Linked DNA regions of Homo sapiens: region 1 is linked to region 2. Evidence: chromatin loops called from intact Hi-C (ENCODE). Cell type or tissue: mammary epithelial cell. All regions are shown on one strand. Each heading gives the region's core, and the rest is flanking DNA. Links, peaks and the distances in the headings are about the cores only. Region 1 has its middle 120 kb from the start of EPCART. Region 2 overlaps ITGA4 (integrin subunit alpha 4).

Region 1 (8,345 bases), core at 118-8,117, 1.2 Mb after region 2:
TGTTATCAAATTCTAGAGCTTAGCATATATATTTCAATTTATCTGGCACTTAGTGAATGTTGCCGATTAGCTTCAAAATCCAGAAGGCATCAAGGTCCTATGCCTATTTTAACACTTAATTTTTATCTGTTACCCCCAAGGTAATATTCTTACTTTGCTCCATGCTTTTTTAGATTTCTGTGCCTCAAATGTCTTGTGGCCCGATTTAGCTTATTATCATTTTACTTCAATATATGGTAGATTAACAAACACAGCTGTAGTACAAAGTATAAACAAATGGTAGTTTGAAGTAATTCTGTAAAAATTTCATGCAGTTTTGTGGTTTAGGGTCCATAGATTTAAAATCACAACAATTAAGTTTTTCTACCTGAAAGTCTCAGATGTATTGGTACGGCTGCAAATATAGTATTTTTTACTCCATCATCAAAGTCTTTTTGAAATCAATTTTTTCCTTAGGGTGAAATTTATTTCTCATACAATTTTTATAAGGTTGCTCAAGAGGGATCATATATGTACAAATATACCTTTGGAGTCTAGAAAGATGGATTTAAGAAGAAGCTGGAGAACGGGAAAAAGTTCAAAGCAGTGCTGTGTAGATAGGCAAAAGGTGGAAATTGAAACACACACACATGGAACAAGGGAGAAAATAGGAATAAATTAGTAAAGGCAATTTCTATTACAGATTACATGAAAATAAATACTAACACTTTAGAAGCAGCCGCTTTCAGCTGAATCTATGTTTTTGAAAGACATCATCAGAAATCTGTTTTTCTTCATTTTTTATTTCTGTTTTCCTCTGTAGTCCTTCATTTCTGGGCAGGATCTCATAAGTGATGATAAAGGTCATGGGAAGATCCAAGCTTACAAAGTACCAGCTTAGCCATCGCAGAGGAAAGGACCTCTTTCATATATATCTAGTCTAGGGGTTGAATTTCACTGGATGAAATTACATCAAATGCCCTTCTCTGAGCTGAACTGTGCAGGAAATCTACAACATACCACATGCCCACTCCTAAATCTGGAGAAGGATTGTCATTACTACCTGAGTTACATGGACTGAAAGTGGAGGAAGGGTTGTAACTCAAAAGAAAATCTATGAGGTAGTGACAGGAACACACACATGTATGCCGTGTGTGAGCCTTATATCATTCAGCTTCCTAGGTGGTATCCTCAAGATAGAATAATCCAAAGAATGTCTGATAAAAGACTATTCAATTAATAAAAGTTTGGCTAGGGAATGGAAAGGATACAAATAATAGGAACTAAAGGAGACAACAGTTATCAGAATCTGAAAGAATACAGTCTTTTAGAAATGGCCACCTTGAGAGGAACAATGGTCTTTTGTCATGGAACAGAGCCAGTCCAAGGCAACTGGCAAGGAGGATGCCAGGGAAACAATACTCTAACCTCAACCTCCTCATTCCCTCTGATTTCTGCCGGGGTCCCCATTGACGAAACCCAACAGCAAGCCAGATGACAAGGGAGCTCGCAGAACATGGTAAAATAATGGAGAGAGTGAATCTGCTTGGGCAAATAGAAGATATCCAGCACATAGTCACTGCAAAAGATAGATTACAATAGTGTTCAGTTGTAAATGTGTGACAAAACCAATTCAATTATAGTAAATGTCATGAGAATGAAGATATCTGCATGACTTAATGGAAATCTATCCTCAACTCCATATAACCTCTCGTCCCAACATTTATTTATCTCTATACTTTTCTTCATAGCCAAGTTTCTTGAAAGAATAGTCAAGATACCATTCTCCTACTTTCTCATAGGCCATTTACTCCATAATTGCACGTTGGCTTTTGCTCTCAATACTTTACAGCAGTGGTTTTCCAAATGTGGTCCCAGATCAGCAGCATGAACATTACCTGGTCATATGGTTTGGCTCTGTGTCCCCACCCAAATCTCATCTCAATTTGTAATCTCCATAATCCCCACCCATCAAAGGAGGGACCAAGCAGGAGGTGATTGGATCATGGGTGTGTTTTCTCCCATGTTGTTCTTGTGACAGTGAGTGAGTTATCATGAGATCTGATGGTTTTATAAGGCAGTTTTCCCTGCTCTTTCTCGTGCTCTCACCTGCCTCTTCTCCTTCTGCTATGATTGTAAGTTTCCTGAGGCCTCCCCAGCCATGCAGAACTGTAAGTCAATTAAGCCACTTTTCTTTATAAATTATCCAGTCTCAGGTATGTCTTTATAGCAGTGTGAAAACAAACTATTACACCCGGGAATGTTAAAAATGCAAGTTCAACTGTTCCTTTCAAAGAACTGGTGGACCAAATACTCTGAGAAGCTGAGGCCCAGAAATTTATGTTTTAGCAAGCCCTCCAGGCAATTCTGAAGCACGATAACATTTGAGAATTATTGAATTGCAGAATTTCAGAAACTTATATTTAAAAGATTACCAATAAGCTCTACCATGTTAGACTCTCTGAGCGGTTTTCTGTTCTCGTCTTTCTTGACCTTTCCTTTGACTTTTGTGTGTGGTATTTAACATTGTCATCTCTTCTGCAGGGGGAATCATCCTCTCTGTGCTTTTATATGCCTTCTCACATCAGAAAATAATAATATTCATACTTTTGGAAATATTGGGACAAAAACCACTCCCAATGTCTTCACTCAACATATCCCAAATCTTTCTAATACTAGTAAGCATTTTGTTGCTAATAAGCAGAGCTAATGAAATAAAGGTCACTGTTCTTGTGTGAAATGCCCTTTCTTATTTTTTTATTTTTCTAGTTGCCTGCTTGCAAACTTTATTGAATGCTTTTCACCAGGGCAGTGTGAGAAAGTGAAACCTATAATTTTTCAGCCATTGTGCCTGCTAGTAGGAAGGGTAATATAATTCAAGGAGAAAATAAGAAGGGGCCCATTGTGGCCTCAAATATAGGCCAAGTTTTTCCAATCCACTTTTTCAACAAATGATGCTGATATTTTGATCTTTATCTGACTCCTATTTTTTCAATTCAGAATCCCCGAAACTAAGGGAGAAGTACAGTTGTCATCCTAAATTCTCAACACAAGGTGCATCAGCTGGCAAACTATGAAAATAGATCCAGGACTGAGTTTTAGATCAAAATATGGCACGGATCTATTAAACTTTCTAATGTAGCTGAAATGAAGAGCTTTAACAAGTGAACGCTTCTTGGTTCTTTGAAACTTGAAGTGAGCAGAAGCTTATATTTTTCCTGGATGTCTACATGAGTGCAGGTTCATGTTAACAGGCTTAGGTTATGTAGCTAAACACAAAAGTACAGTGAGCAAGTGAAGTTTTAAGCAAAAATTTGAGTGGTGTGCTTGAGCTGAGAACCACAGTAAGGTTTAATCAGGAAAAAGCATTCAACTTAGCAGTCATGTTGGGCATTTCAAAGCCTTCAAATGGAGTAAGTGGTAATCTGATCATAAGTGCAAACATAATGTTTTTTTCCTGAGTTTTGAGGAACTTAAACTGGAGAGGCACTGTTATATATTCTAGGATTTGGTCATACATAGAATGAGTAAGATCATTGCTAGAACCAGGAAAGACTTTTACCAGGTAGAGCAGAATTTTCATGCATGCACTGTTGGGAGGCATCTCAGCCTGGAACATGAAGTACTGGACTAGAGTAAACATCTCCTGATCTGTAGAAGTTGAGACTTTTCATGACCTGGATGTTGGTAGAAGAAATCTGACAGAGCTTTCCTTGTGCCCACCTTCAATGTGTTTCTTTAGTGCTGCTAAATGGACCCTAATGGAAACAAGTCGAGTCCTGCTTAGAGGAAAATAAATGGTAGAGACAATGCCATTGCAATCAAAAAGATTAACCAATAAAAATGGAATTAAAAATGTAAAATATGAAAGTTTATTCTGAAGAAGCACATAGCACAAGTTACTGTTACTGCTTTTCATCGGACTTCTGTTTTTGCAGCTATAAAAACCTTGGACTTACAGAGTGGAAATTATTGATAGCCAACTGACAACTATCATAGAGAAGCTAAAACTAAAAATGTCTCTATCTTCTTATTTCTATCTAGCCTCCATATGCTACTAAATAAATGATCCTTGGCTGACATCTGTGGTGAGGGCCTGAATAGTATTATGTTCTAAACTATGGTTATATTATTTTGCTAGTACTGCTGCTGTGGCACCTACAGGCTTTTTGCTTCTCAATCATATGACTGACCAAGAAGTATTGTGATGATCCAGTGTGTCCTATCAATTCCTGAGCCCCTTTAAAGGAACCCAGTGTAAGAAATTGCAGGTTACAGCTGCTGAAGGAACTCCCATTGACTTAAAACTCCAACCCAATTGAAAATCAGCATAATAAGACATAATGGAGAGATAAATTTTAAGTTTTCTTTAGGAATTTAATTTAGAAGCAAATTTATTCTGGGTATTAATTTTCCCTTAGCAATTTGATAATTAGAGGGTGTTCTGAATTTGAATATTTGGGTCATGTTTTCACTGCTGGCATTGTGCTATCTGGAACATTTTTATACTATAATTTGACTGAATATGTAATTCCTTCTAAATTTTGAATAAATACAATTTGAGATATGGAATAGAATAGAAAAAAACTTAAAATTCAGAATAGTAGATAGATTTTTTAATATAGTCTTCTTTTCACCCATTTCAGATCATTCTGGGAACAAAATATGAATTGCCCACCATGGTTCAAAGAGGATAATGGTGAGTGGTGGATGGTGACAGGGAGTGAATTCACAATGATGAGAACAGGACTGACTTTGCAAATTGTAGCTTTTCTTTCCTGTTTACCATAGGTTTAAGTATCAAGCCAAGGTGTCATGAGATGAAAAGCTGGGCAGAGTAAGGGAATTATTTTCTGACACTCCTCACATTCTACCTTCAACTCCTAAGGTAGGAACCTCTCCAATTGCCTCACTCACTGCCCCAAAAGAAGAAAGATAGATATTGGTGAGAGCCTGCCCTCTCTTGGTGAGAGTTAAGGTGATAAAAATCTCTTTATGAACTTTCTCCTTTAAAAACTCCATATTCTTGTGGCTACTCCATGCTCTTCCAATATTAATTCCATTGCACTTTAGTATCTGTCACCAGCTCCACTCCTATCATGTATCACCTCAGTGAGTTGTTCTCCAGGGCCCCATCTTTGGTCCTTTTAGTGTTTTTCTAAAATGCAAATGGAGACATATCACTCTCAGCTTTCAATGGATTCCTTTAGCTTGCAGAGTAAACTCTGAATTCTTTAGCTAAGTCTTTATGGCTTTTTCTAAATACATGAGGAGAGACATGATCAAATTTATAGATTTGAAATATTACTTTGTTAGCAATGTGGGTAAACTAATAGGTACCCGGTAAATATTTGTTGAATGAATGAAGGAAAGAAGGAATAAGGATATGAGACCTGGCTGAAGAATTTGTTGGAAAGAGGGAAGAGATACCTAAAAGATAATAAGAAGGTAAAATCTGCAGCAAAACTGACTAACTAAATAGAGGTGGGAGATTAGAGGAGGAAAGTGATATCCAGATTTTTGTTTAGTTTGTGATATTATTTTTCAAGAGAAAGAATGATAAGAATAAACAATTTTAAGGAAGAATTCATGAGTTCAGTTTTAGAAATACTGGTTTTGAGTTTTCAGCCATAACACAAAATGAATTATTTGCTCCATCAATTTGAAAGCATTTACCTGAACACACAATGGTATTTATGCTTTCTCTGTATCTGTCACACTTGTTCTGACTGCCTTGAGTGCACTTCCAGGCTTCTGCTCCTGATACTTTTTCATTCTTTGAAGCTTACTTTAAGCATCCTCTTTTTTAGAGAGGAGCCATGCTCCTTCTATCAATCCACAGTCAAATTAGACCCATTCATTTATGTGTCCTTCAATCCACATTTATTCTACTCAATATATAATTATTAAGTACCTACAATGTGATACACACTGACCTTGCTCTCTTCCCCCACTTCTAAAATAATATTTAATGCATTACACTATAATAATTGACTTATAATATTTCTCCTCCATATACTATAAGCTCTTTGATTACAGGTACATTGTCTTATTTGATTTAATTTTCCTAGAAGCTAGGCCATTATTAGGCACACAAAAATTGATGGAGGTTGCTTAGAAAATGATTGTGGGTCAGTCATTGCAGCTCACACCTATAATCCCAGCACTTTGGGAGGCCAAGGAGGGCGGATCTCTTGAGCCCAGGAGTTTGTGACCAGCCTGAACATCATGCTGGGACCCTGTCTCAACAAGAAGAAAAGAGAAAGTAAGAAAGGAAGAAAAGAAGAAAAGAAGAAAAGAAGGGAGGGAGGGAGAAAGGAAGGAAGGGGTATTAGAATTCTCTACAGGGACAGAACTAATGGAATATATGTATTATACAGGGGAGTTTATTAAACATTAACTCACATGATCACAAGGTCCCGCAATAGGCTGTCTGCAGGCTGGGGAGCAAGGAGGCCAGTGAAGTTCCAAAACTCAAGAACCTAGAGTCAATGTTCAAGGGCAGGAAGCATCCAGCACAGGAGAAAGATGTAGGTTGAGAGGCTAGGCCAGTCTCTCTTTTCACATTTTTCTGCCTGCTTTATATTCACTGGCAGCTGATTTTGTTACAGGTGGGTCTTTATTCTTAGAGCTCCCAAGATGGTGGCGGGCTGCTCTCAAGATGGTGGCGGCCACTCCTAAGATGGCAGCAGGCCTTTTGTTCTCTGACCTGGGATTCTTGGCCTCACAGATTCCAAGGAATGGAACCTTGGGCCATGTGGTGAGTGTTATAGCTCTATTAGAAGCCATGGGTCATGGAAGAGAACCGTGGAACCCAGTGACTACTGTTCAGCTTGATTAGGATGAACCCAGGTACTTAGCCACACAGGAACAATAGTGAGCCTCTAGCCTGGACAGGAATGGCAATGGGCACCTCACTACATCAGAAGCTCAGCAGACACCGCGACAGATCCGGAGGGGTGGAAGTCAATGGTGGGTCTGCAACAGTGTTGAACAGCAGTGGTGGACGGTGAGTGAAAGCTCAGCTCAAGCTGGAACAAACACGTCCCGGAAGAGTGTGCAGTTGCAAGATTTTATAGAGTGAAAACAGAGCTCCCATACAAGGGGAGGGGACCCAAAGGCAGCTTCCCACTCCCGGCTCAAATGCCTGGGGTTTATCTCCAATCATTGTCCCTCCCCCTGTGCTCTCAGGCAATAGATGATTTGATTATTTCTTTAACCTCCTATTTTTAGCCTAATGGGTATTTTAGTGAGCTCACTTTACTACCTGATTGGTCAGGTGTGAGCTGAGTTACAAGCCCGGTGTTTAAAGGGGGGTGCAGTCACCTTCCCCAGCTAGGCTTAGGAATTCTTAGTCAGCCTAGGAAATCCAGCTAGTCCTGTCTCTCAGTCCCCATTCTCAACAGGAAAACCCAAGTGCTGTTGGGGAGTTTGGCCGACAACCATTCTAACAGCTTCCTGCTGAATTTGGGGCATAGTAGGGGTTATGCAGTTGAGATTTCCTCGGGAGGGGTGCCTTTGATGTCATCAACATAGGAGCAAGGGTTAGCAGGCTGGTCCAGGGGTCCATGGTGGATCTTAGTCATGGACTGCATCTGGGGCTCCATTTGAAGAACGATTTGTAGTTTTACAGCTTTGATTCTGGAAGAGACAAACTTAACAAGGAGGTTAAATATACGGGGATTGAAATGTATGGCCTGAAGTGCAGAGGGAGGCACTTACAACAGTTAGTAGGGTTTTGGGATAAGGGCAAGCCAGTATAGGCTGGATGTGTTCCTCACTGAGGGCCCTGGTGCCTTTGGATAATTTTAGCCCTAAGTATTTAATCTGCTGTAAGCAGAGCTGAGCCTTTGGTTTGGAAACCTTGTAGTCACAGGTGGCGAGGAAGTTTAAGAGCACTTGGGTGGTTTGATGGCACAAGGTTTCTGAACGGGTGGCTAAAAGTAAATCGTCCACATACTGAAGGACAAGAGTGTCCAAGTATGACAACTGGCTCAAATCTTGGGCTAATGCCTGGCCAAATAGATGGGGGCTATCTGTGAACCCTTGGGGTAAAACAGTCTAGGTAAGTTGAGACGTTGGGTTCAGAGGATCTCAAAGGCAAACAAGAATTGAGAGTCAGGATGTACAGGGATACAGAAAAAGGCATCCTTAAGGTCCAGGACTGTTAACCACTCTGCTTCCTCTCGTATTTGGGAAAGCAGAGTATAAGGGTTAGGTACAGCTGAGTATAGAGGGACAACAGCCTCATTGATAATCCTGAGATCTTGCACTAACCTCGACTGTCTGTTTGGTTTCTGTACTCCTAAAAGTGGAGTACTGCAGGGGCTATTGCATGGTTTTACTAGGCCTTGGGCTTTTAAGTC
Region 2 (8,345 bases), core at 133-8,132:
CTCTTGTAATCCTCCCACTTCAGCCTCCTATGTAGCTGGGGATATAGGTGCCCACCACCATGCCCAGCTTCTCTTTTCTTTTGTTGTGCCTGCGGAATCTTGGTAGAAGAAGTAAGACTGCTACATGATCAGCTTGTGATCATGGCCTTCTCCAAAGCTTTTCTCCCTTAACCTGTGTGATCCTGAGTCCACTCCTTTTCCACTCAGTACTCAGCCTTGACTGGACGTTAGAATCAACTGAAGGGAGTTTGAAACCAGTACCTCCACTTGGGCCCCACTCTTAGAGGCTCAGACTTGACATGTCTGGGTTAAGAACCAGACATAAGAATTTTTTTGAAGCCCCCCAGGTAGTTGTAGCATATGGTTGGGCTTGTGAACAATAGCTCTACAATGTAGCTCAGGGGTGTCCAATATTTGGTTTCCCTGGGCCATACTGGAAGAATTGTTTTGGGCCATACGTAAAGTACACTGACACTAATGATAACTGATCAGCTAAAAAAAAAATTGCAAGAAAATCTCATATTTTTTTTCCTCTTTGACATATTGATTTTATTTTCTTTGGATATATACCTTCAGTGAGATTGCTGAGTCTTGTAATAGTTCTATTTTTAAATTTTTGAGGAATCTCCATACTATTTTCCATTATAGTTATACTTACTTTCCCATCAACAGTGGGCAAGGGTTCCCCATTTTTCCACATTCTTGCCAACATTTATATCTTTTTTTTTTATTATTATACTTTAAGTTCCAGGGTACATGTGCACAACATGCAGGTTTGTTACATATGTATACATGTGCCATGTTGGTGTCCTGTACCCATTAACTCGTCATTTACATTAGGTATATCTCCTAATGCTATCCCTCCCCCATCCCCCCACCCCACGACAGGCCCCGGTGTGTGATGTTCCCCTTCCTGTGTCCAAGTGTTCTCATTGTTCAATTCCTACCTGTGAGTGAGAACATGCGGTGTTTGGTTTTTTGTTCTTGTGATAGTTTACTGAGAATGATGATTTCCAATTTCATCCATGTCCCTACAAAGGACATGAACTCATCCTTTTTTATGGCTGCATAGTATTTCATGGTGTATATGTGCCACATTTTCTTAATCCAGTCTACATTGATGGACATTTGGGTTGGTTCCAAGTCTTTGCTATTGAGAATAGTGCCGCAATAAACATACATGTGAATGTGTCTTTATAGCAGCATGATTTATAATCCTTTGGGTATATACCCAGTCATGGGATGGCTGGGTCAAATGGTATTTTCTAGTTCTAGATCCTTGAGGAATCGCCACACTGTCTTCCACAATGGTTGAACTAGTTTACAGTCCCATCAACAGTGTAAAAGTGTTCCTATTTCTCCACAATCTCTCCAGCACCTGTTGTTTCCTGACTTTTTAATGATCGCCATTCTAAGTTTACGGATTGGTGTTGGGCAGCATTCAAAGCCATCCTGGACCACATGGACAAGCTTGATGTATTAACAGATGGTTATGCCTTTTCTTGTATTATTTAAAAACCTACTGTTTTAAAAATAAAAGTAATATCCTTTGTTCCCCCTTTGTTTAGTTACCTATTGAAATATCAAATGTTAAGCAAATTGTCTTTGGGTAGAAATACAATATTTCTAAGTTGGTCAAAAATGACGATTATTAGAACTGCCATGAGAGCTAATTCTCATGAATTTCTCTGACAGAACACCATAAACAACCTCAGATTATATTTTATCCAAATGTCAGGCTGAAGTGATTTATAATCTGGTTTTCAATTCAGTTCATAAATTACTCATCTAAACTCTTAGTAAATCAAATCAGCTCCATAATTGAAAAAGTACTTTACATGGTTTAACATAAAAGAGGTCAGCAGAAATTAACATGGTGATAATTTTCCCTGCTTTTAAACAACTAGAATGACTAATTCTTTCCACAGTTGAATGCATTTTTCCACTAGATATTTAAAAAACAAAGCCACATTAAAAACCATCTCCTTTTAAGCCTTTCTCTTTCCTATTTTTTTTAATTTGGGAAAGAAAATGTAAAAATGCATGCTTACTACAGTTTATTTCTTCCTACTGATGTGTATCAGCATATATAAATGTGTATATAAATGCAAATGAACAGGAATTTTGATCAAAGAAATACTACAAAGCTAGTTAAATACATTCTTTACTCCTCCCCCTTTCATTCTTATTCATATCACCAGTTTTAGTGTCATTGCTCCAAGTGTGACAGGGACTATGGGAGATTAGATATTTGACCTTGTATGTCACCTCCATGAGGGCAGATTGACTTTTGTTGACAGCAGCATTCCCACAGCTCAAGATAGTGCCTTACATGCAGTAGGCAGGAACTCAGTATGTATGAGGGAGGGAATTTTGAAATACATTATATCACCACAAAAAAATCCTTTACTAGAATGTACTACTGCATAATTATCACCAAACTCTCAGAGATCTAAGCTTTGGAGAGGTCTTTTCTCTTTACTATGATTCTCCCCTACTTCTCTTCCAAAATATTATTTTCTTCAATTTTAAGACAGTAACAGATGGTCTGAAAGGAAACAGTCTCTGAGTTTGAAGATCTTTACAAAGGATGATTTGTGAGTGGGATGACTTAAGACAGAATCAGCTGGGGTCCTCAGAAGATGCCTATCTCCGAGGGTTTCTGCAAGGACTGTGGAGTAAATGAGATATGTGTGACGTGCTTGGATGACAGCCTGGCAGCGAAAACATGCAAATGTTAGTTGCCATTGGCATCATCATATTAAAGATTAATGTAAGCATATTAAGCTGCACATGCAATGCAGCATATAACCTGGCTCATAAAATATATGTGGCATATCATTATTGGGGAACTGTAATCATACACATTAACTCATTTTACACCCACAGTAGTAGCAGAGGATTGCTGTATTATTAATCCTACCCTACAGAAGAGAAAATTGAGTCTTAAAGGAATCAAATAACTTGCCCAAATCCGTAAGTGGAAAGATTAGAATTAAAAAATAGCATCTTTGATCTCTAAGTTATTTCACTCTATAGCATAGAACTCTAGAAATATTCCAGACATATGAATTAACTGAAATCTATTCCACTTTCTGAAGCTTTTAGCTGAAAATATATAAAATATAGCAAATATGCCCACAGACTGTACAATCGACTTTCACTTGTTCAAGAAAAAGGTCACTTACTTGTTCCCTATCTTGCCCTGCTCTTTTCCTCCATTTAGAATGGTTCTCAGTATTTTGGCATTTCCACTAAAGAAAGAAGGACCAGGGAAAAGGTCAGACTCTAAGGTCTTCTTTCTATATAACTTTTGACAGTGCTAGTGAAATACTTTTTGGCTAGGAGAGCTTGGGACTTTCTAATGCAAGTAAATGCCTGCTTTATCTACCTGCGTCATCGTACTGTCACTTCCCCACCAATTCAGACATTTGACTGGGGCTCTCAGTCTGGCTTTCTGGCTACTAAGACAACATATATACTTACCTGATCTTTCAAAACTCATGATGTGATGTGAAGTTTCAGAAAAGCAGTAAAAGCCCTTACCTTCCACCAACTGTCTTTTTTTTTTAAGCTGAAGCTCTATTCCATTGTAAGACAAAACCCATACATTTCAAATTGTTCCACTCTAAAGTTTTTCTTAATCCTAAAACATGAATGACCCTTGTTCCAATTCCATATTTTATAAAGAGTCATTCATTCAAGATATTTTTTATAAAAGCAATAATTAAAGTATATAATCCCTTCACTCACATAACTTCAGATTAGGAAAAATATATTAAAAGTGAGAAAATCAATTCAAATATGAGAACATGACAAAATTTACCATTGCAGGGCTATGAGGATGACAGAAAACTTATGCTTGTGTATGCAAGAATGCCTGGCACCTAGTAGGTGGTCAATAAATAATCAATGCCTCTGCTCCTCAGGGTACGTGCATTATGGTGCTTTGAACTGAGCCAGCAGAGGGCGCTCACAATGCTGCAAGAATTGATCAGCAGTCTTTAGCTTTTTAATTAAAATGGCCCCTTAATTTAGTTTTTCCTTTTAAGTCCTAATACTTACTAAATCCATTAATACTAATTCATATAATAATTGACTATATTAAACTATGTACTCTTTTCACACATCTAGTTAAACCTGGTGGCAATGTTTCTAAAAGATAATGATGTTTATGAATTCTACAATAAAAATAATTTTGGGTGATGGAAAGTAAAATATCCTTGGGTTTTAGAGGTGATACAGGACATAAAAGTACCAAACTTCTAGAACTCTTTTCCTCCAGCTAGTCTAGTGGAGAATAAGAGTCAAAAGAGCAAAACATCAAAGTTGGAAACCATTCTCAAAGTATGTTTTTTTAAAAAAATGTGTTTAAATGTCATCTTTTCATATTGCCTAAATAAAATCTCACAATGGCCAATAATCATGCTCAATTTATGTGAGAAACAGTTTATATAATTGTAGTCCTGAAAAAGCCAGTTATTTCAGCTATTTTTTTTTATCTTATTCTATTCTATTTAGAAAGAGTTCAAGAGGTAAATGTCCCCAGAGAGTAGTGCCAAGCTTTATGGTTGCAATTTTATAAATCTGGGCTGATCCTGAGTCATCATGAGGCCTCAGAACTCTAACAACTAGGTCACTTCTGGGTTTGATTTTAGGTTTGGGGTCTCTGCCAGGACTTCTTCAAAATCCCACAGAAAACGTACGCAAGTCTTTTTAATAACTAAAGCTGAAAAATGTGCCCCAGCTGATACATTTTGTAAGCATAATTTAAAGAGGGAAAGTTAGTCTCTAATTACTAATACTTATTGCATGCTTACTACGTACCACAGTTTTAATACATGCAAAGACATGTATTAACTCACTTTTCATAACATCCCTATGAAGTAGACAATACTATTATCATCCCAATTTTATGGATGCAGAATCTGAAACAAGGGATGACTAAGCACTTGCCCAAGGTCACACCACTTGTAAGTGGGGAAGGAAGGGATTAAAACTCACACTATCAACCACCATCTGATGCTGCCAGACAATTAGTTGTTAGTACTTTTCCATTATTTTCAACTATGGACATTTTGAATAAACCTATACTATTCTGAAACAACCTATTAAAAGAGCATATTTAAACCTCTAACATTAGAAAATAAGGAAAGAAAATTCTGAACCTCCATGGTTTTCAATTAATCTCTTGGATTTAAAAATTCATTTGAAAAACAATCACTAATGTGTGGATGCCACTTTGTCTATCTTTGAAACAAGAAAATACAAAAATGTAAACAGAAAATACTCCAGGGAAATATGCTTGGTGGTCAGTATTAAAGTTCCATGCTTGGTTTTGGAATCCACAGGGTAGGATGGTTGAAAAAGAAAAAGAAAAAAAGACAGCAATGAAAGAATTAAAGGAGGTCAGGAAGATAGGAAGGCTTAAAAATACATGAGAAAAACCAGTGAGGAATGTATCATATTATCCTGGCCAATAGAGGATCAGAATGAGATGAGGAGTTACAGATATCAAAGGACGTTTCTCTGGGCAGAGTTTAAAGGATAAAATGTGATATTGACAATGACTGGCAGACAAAATGATTGTAGTCTAATGACTTCTAGAAAACTTCCGCAAGAAAACAGACTGGTATTGTGGTGAGGTAGACCTTGAAGGGATTCACAAACAGATGGTGCACATTGACCAGCATTTTCTACACAGGGCATAATGTCAAAAGAACATGTCTAATCCACTGCACACAAGGAGTCCCATAAAAGGGGTTTTTAGAACTAAGTCTACAATCTATTTTCTGAACATTTTTGTGAATTATAGTGTTTTACATAGTTTATATAAAAAAGATTTTCTATGATTTTTAAAAATTCTCAGAGGTAAAATGAGAACAAGCACACTGAGCCCAGACCTGTCACCTGTATGTCCACTTCCATATTCTAATTTGATGTTTCCAGCTAATCTCAAAATTAAAAATCCCTGCTTTTAAAGACAGTCATTTCCAAGCTCCCTATTTCAGGAGCAGGTGTTACTGTCTGAACTACCTGATATGAGTCTTTGGAACCCAAGGCGGACCTAGACACTTTGGAATGAGGCTGAAATGTGCAGCAAATCCCAGGGGATTTTGCCCAAATGTGAAAAAGATGAAAATTATTTCACATTTATTGAGCCCTTACATGTGCTCTTCAAAACCAGTCAGAACTGGGTCCACTACTCAGATTTCACTCCTCCAGGAAGCCTTCTCCCATTCATTTCTTCTCATCACTATGTACCTGTCTATTGTCATGCTTATTACATTATCTCATAATTAATTGTCCATTTACCTGTCTCTCCCATCATCTCAACTGAGTTACTCAAGGGCTTTAACCATGCCTTATTCAACTGTGTATTTCCAATACATAAGTAATCAATAAAATGTATTAATGAAGGAAGAACCCAGTTAAAAGTTATTGACGCTTGCTATTGTTTCTCACTTCTCAACCCTCTGCAGTGGATTCACCATTAAAGCTTGTCTTACCGAGGTTACTAATGAACTAATTCTCTAAATCTAATGAGACCTCATAATTTACCACCCTGGTTGATGTCTTGGCAACCTTTACTACTGCCAACTACTCACCTCTTCTCAAAACACTCTCTTCCTTTAATCAGGTTAATGTCAGATTGACCTGATTTTTCTTGCTACCTCTTTGGCTTCACCCTCTTAGCCTTTTTTTCAGCCTCTTTTCTTCTCCAGCGGTTCTCAAGCATGGATGAATACTGGAATCATCTGGGGACCTCTGGAAACTACTGGTGCCCTATAGACTTACCCCAGAGATTCTAGTAGTTTGAGATGGGCCACCAGAACTGTTAAAAGCTCTGCATGAGAATTTAAGTTACAGCCAGACTTGAGCAGCACTATTCTAATCACTTCTCGAACTGTAGGAATCCTTAGAAATTTGCCATTGGCCATTTGATCTATTTACCCCAGAGAGATGGTAATCAAAGCCTTGGAGGTGAATGGGGTTACGTCAATTACTCACCTCTGATTTGCTAGTACAGACCTCTCTACTGTCTACCACACCCATACATGGAACTGATCATAGAACTGATCACTAGATTTTTACTTCTATGTCTCACAGGAATCTCAAGCCAACGAAACTCATCATTTTGCCAGAAAACCTGCTGCTCTTCCCTTTTTCAGTATATTGGATCATCATCCATGTCACAGCCCAAATTAGAAACTTCAGTAACATCTTTGGAACATTCTCACTCATCTCTTTCATTCAATAATTACCAAGTGCTATCTCCTAAATACCTTCAGAATCTCCATGTTCTTCTCCACTGCTATTGCCAGTGTCCTTGTACAGACACTTGTCATCTGTAGTCTAAATTATAACAAAATCTTCCTACAACTGCCTCATTGCCTTCAGTCTTGACCCAGTTACTCCAAAGCATTCACTAACCTGCAACCAGAGAATCTGTCAAACACACAAATCTGATCATGTCACTCCCCAGTTTTAAATATCCTAGGGTAAATTCATACTTAGAGTTGTATCAGAAGTAATTCCTGCCTGCCTCTCTAACCTACAGTTTAGCTCACACTCCATAGTGCAACTGTACACAATTTTTAGTTCTTCAAAAGCATCGTGCTCTCAAAGACTTCAGGGTCTTTATACACACAGTTTGCTCTTTCTGGCAAACTTTTCCATAGCCTCTTCCTCTGGCTAACTTCTGATTATTTTTCAGTTCCCCCACTTGAACACCAATTCTTCAGGAATGCATCACTTTATTGTCTTACCTAGATTAAATCTCACCATACTTTCCTATAATAACCTATCTTATAAACTTTAAAGCCTTTGGGACAAGGAGTATGTTTCTTTTGTATGCCCAGGTTCAGGCCCTTAGGCATCCCTCAATGAACAACTGAATGGATAAATTACCCACATGTGCAACGGATTTCAGCATCTGACCCTAGAACTGTTGCCAAGGGGATATATTTTCAAGTCATTGGGTATATCACTCAGTGACCAAGTAAACTTAAGGCAAAAACTAAAGTGCATTTAGAAAGCCTCATCTCTCAAATTAGGTGGAAACCTCATCCTTTTGGGACATAAAGTTTGGGAAACTGCTGGAAATAAGGAAACTTCTTTCTGGTAACCTGATAGTTTATTAGTGAAGCTCTCTGTCTTGATTTTCTACATAATTGTATAACAGCCTTCATTCAGGGATGATTTTTCAAAATGACCAATCTGCAATCTCAGCTTCATAAGCTACAATTTAAAGCACATTGCAAATGAAAAAGTAAAAAGTTATCAAGAAAAACATATTTGAAGTTTCAACAGTGAGATATTTGCTATTTAATGTTAAGCTAATA

The links. Hi-C counts contacts between places; a loop is a spot of excess contacts. Peaks named below come from ENCODE experiments on the same cell type or tissue, not always from the same donor. Only the 100,000 strongest peaks of a DNase experiment are listed, where the experiment ranks them.
Region 1: it touches region 2 in a loop (10-fold over the local background); 2 of 110 quality-filtered maps call a loop at or near these places.

Annotation. Positions count from the first base shown.
Region 1 is chr2:180,237,557-180,245,901 of GRCh38, reverse strand. No RefSeq gene overlaps it. Among named protein-coding and RNA genes, the nearest start is that of EPCART, 120 kb to the right of the region's middle. In mammary epithelial cell, for the core only: CTCF peaks have their summits at 4,085 and 4,948 (motif pointing left); no DNase peak of the experiment used is centred there.
Region 2 is chr2:181,462,452-181,470,796 of GRCh38, reverse strand. The region is part of intron 2 of ITGA4 (integrin subunit alpha 4); the gene reads right to left. Among named protein-coding and RNA genes, the nearest start is that of ITGA4, 9.2 kb to the right of the region's middle. In mammary epithelial cell, for the core only: a CTCF peak has its summit at 3,957 (motif pointing right); a DNase peak (open chromatin) is centred at 4,896; H3K27ac peaks cover 658 bases.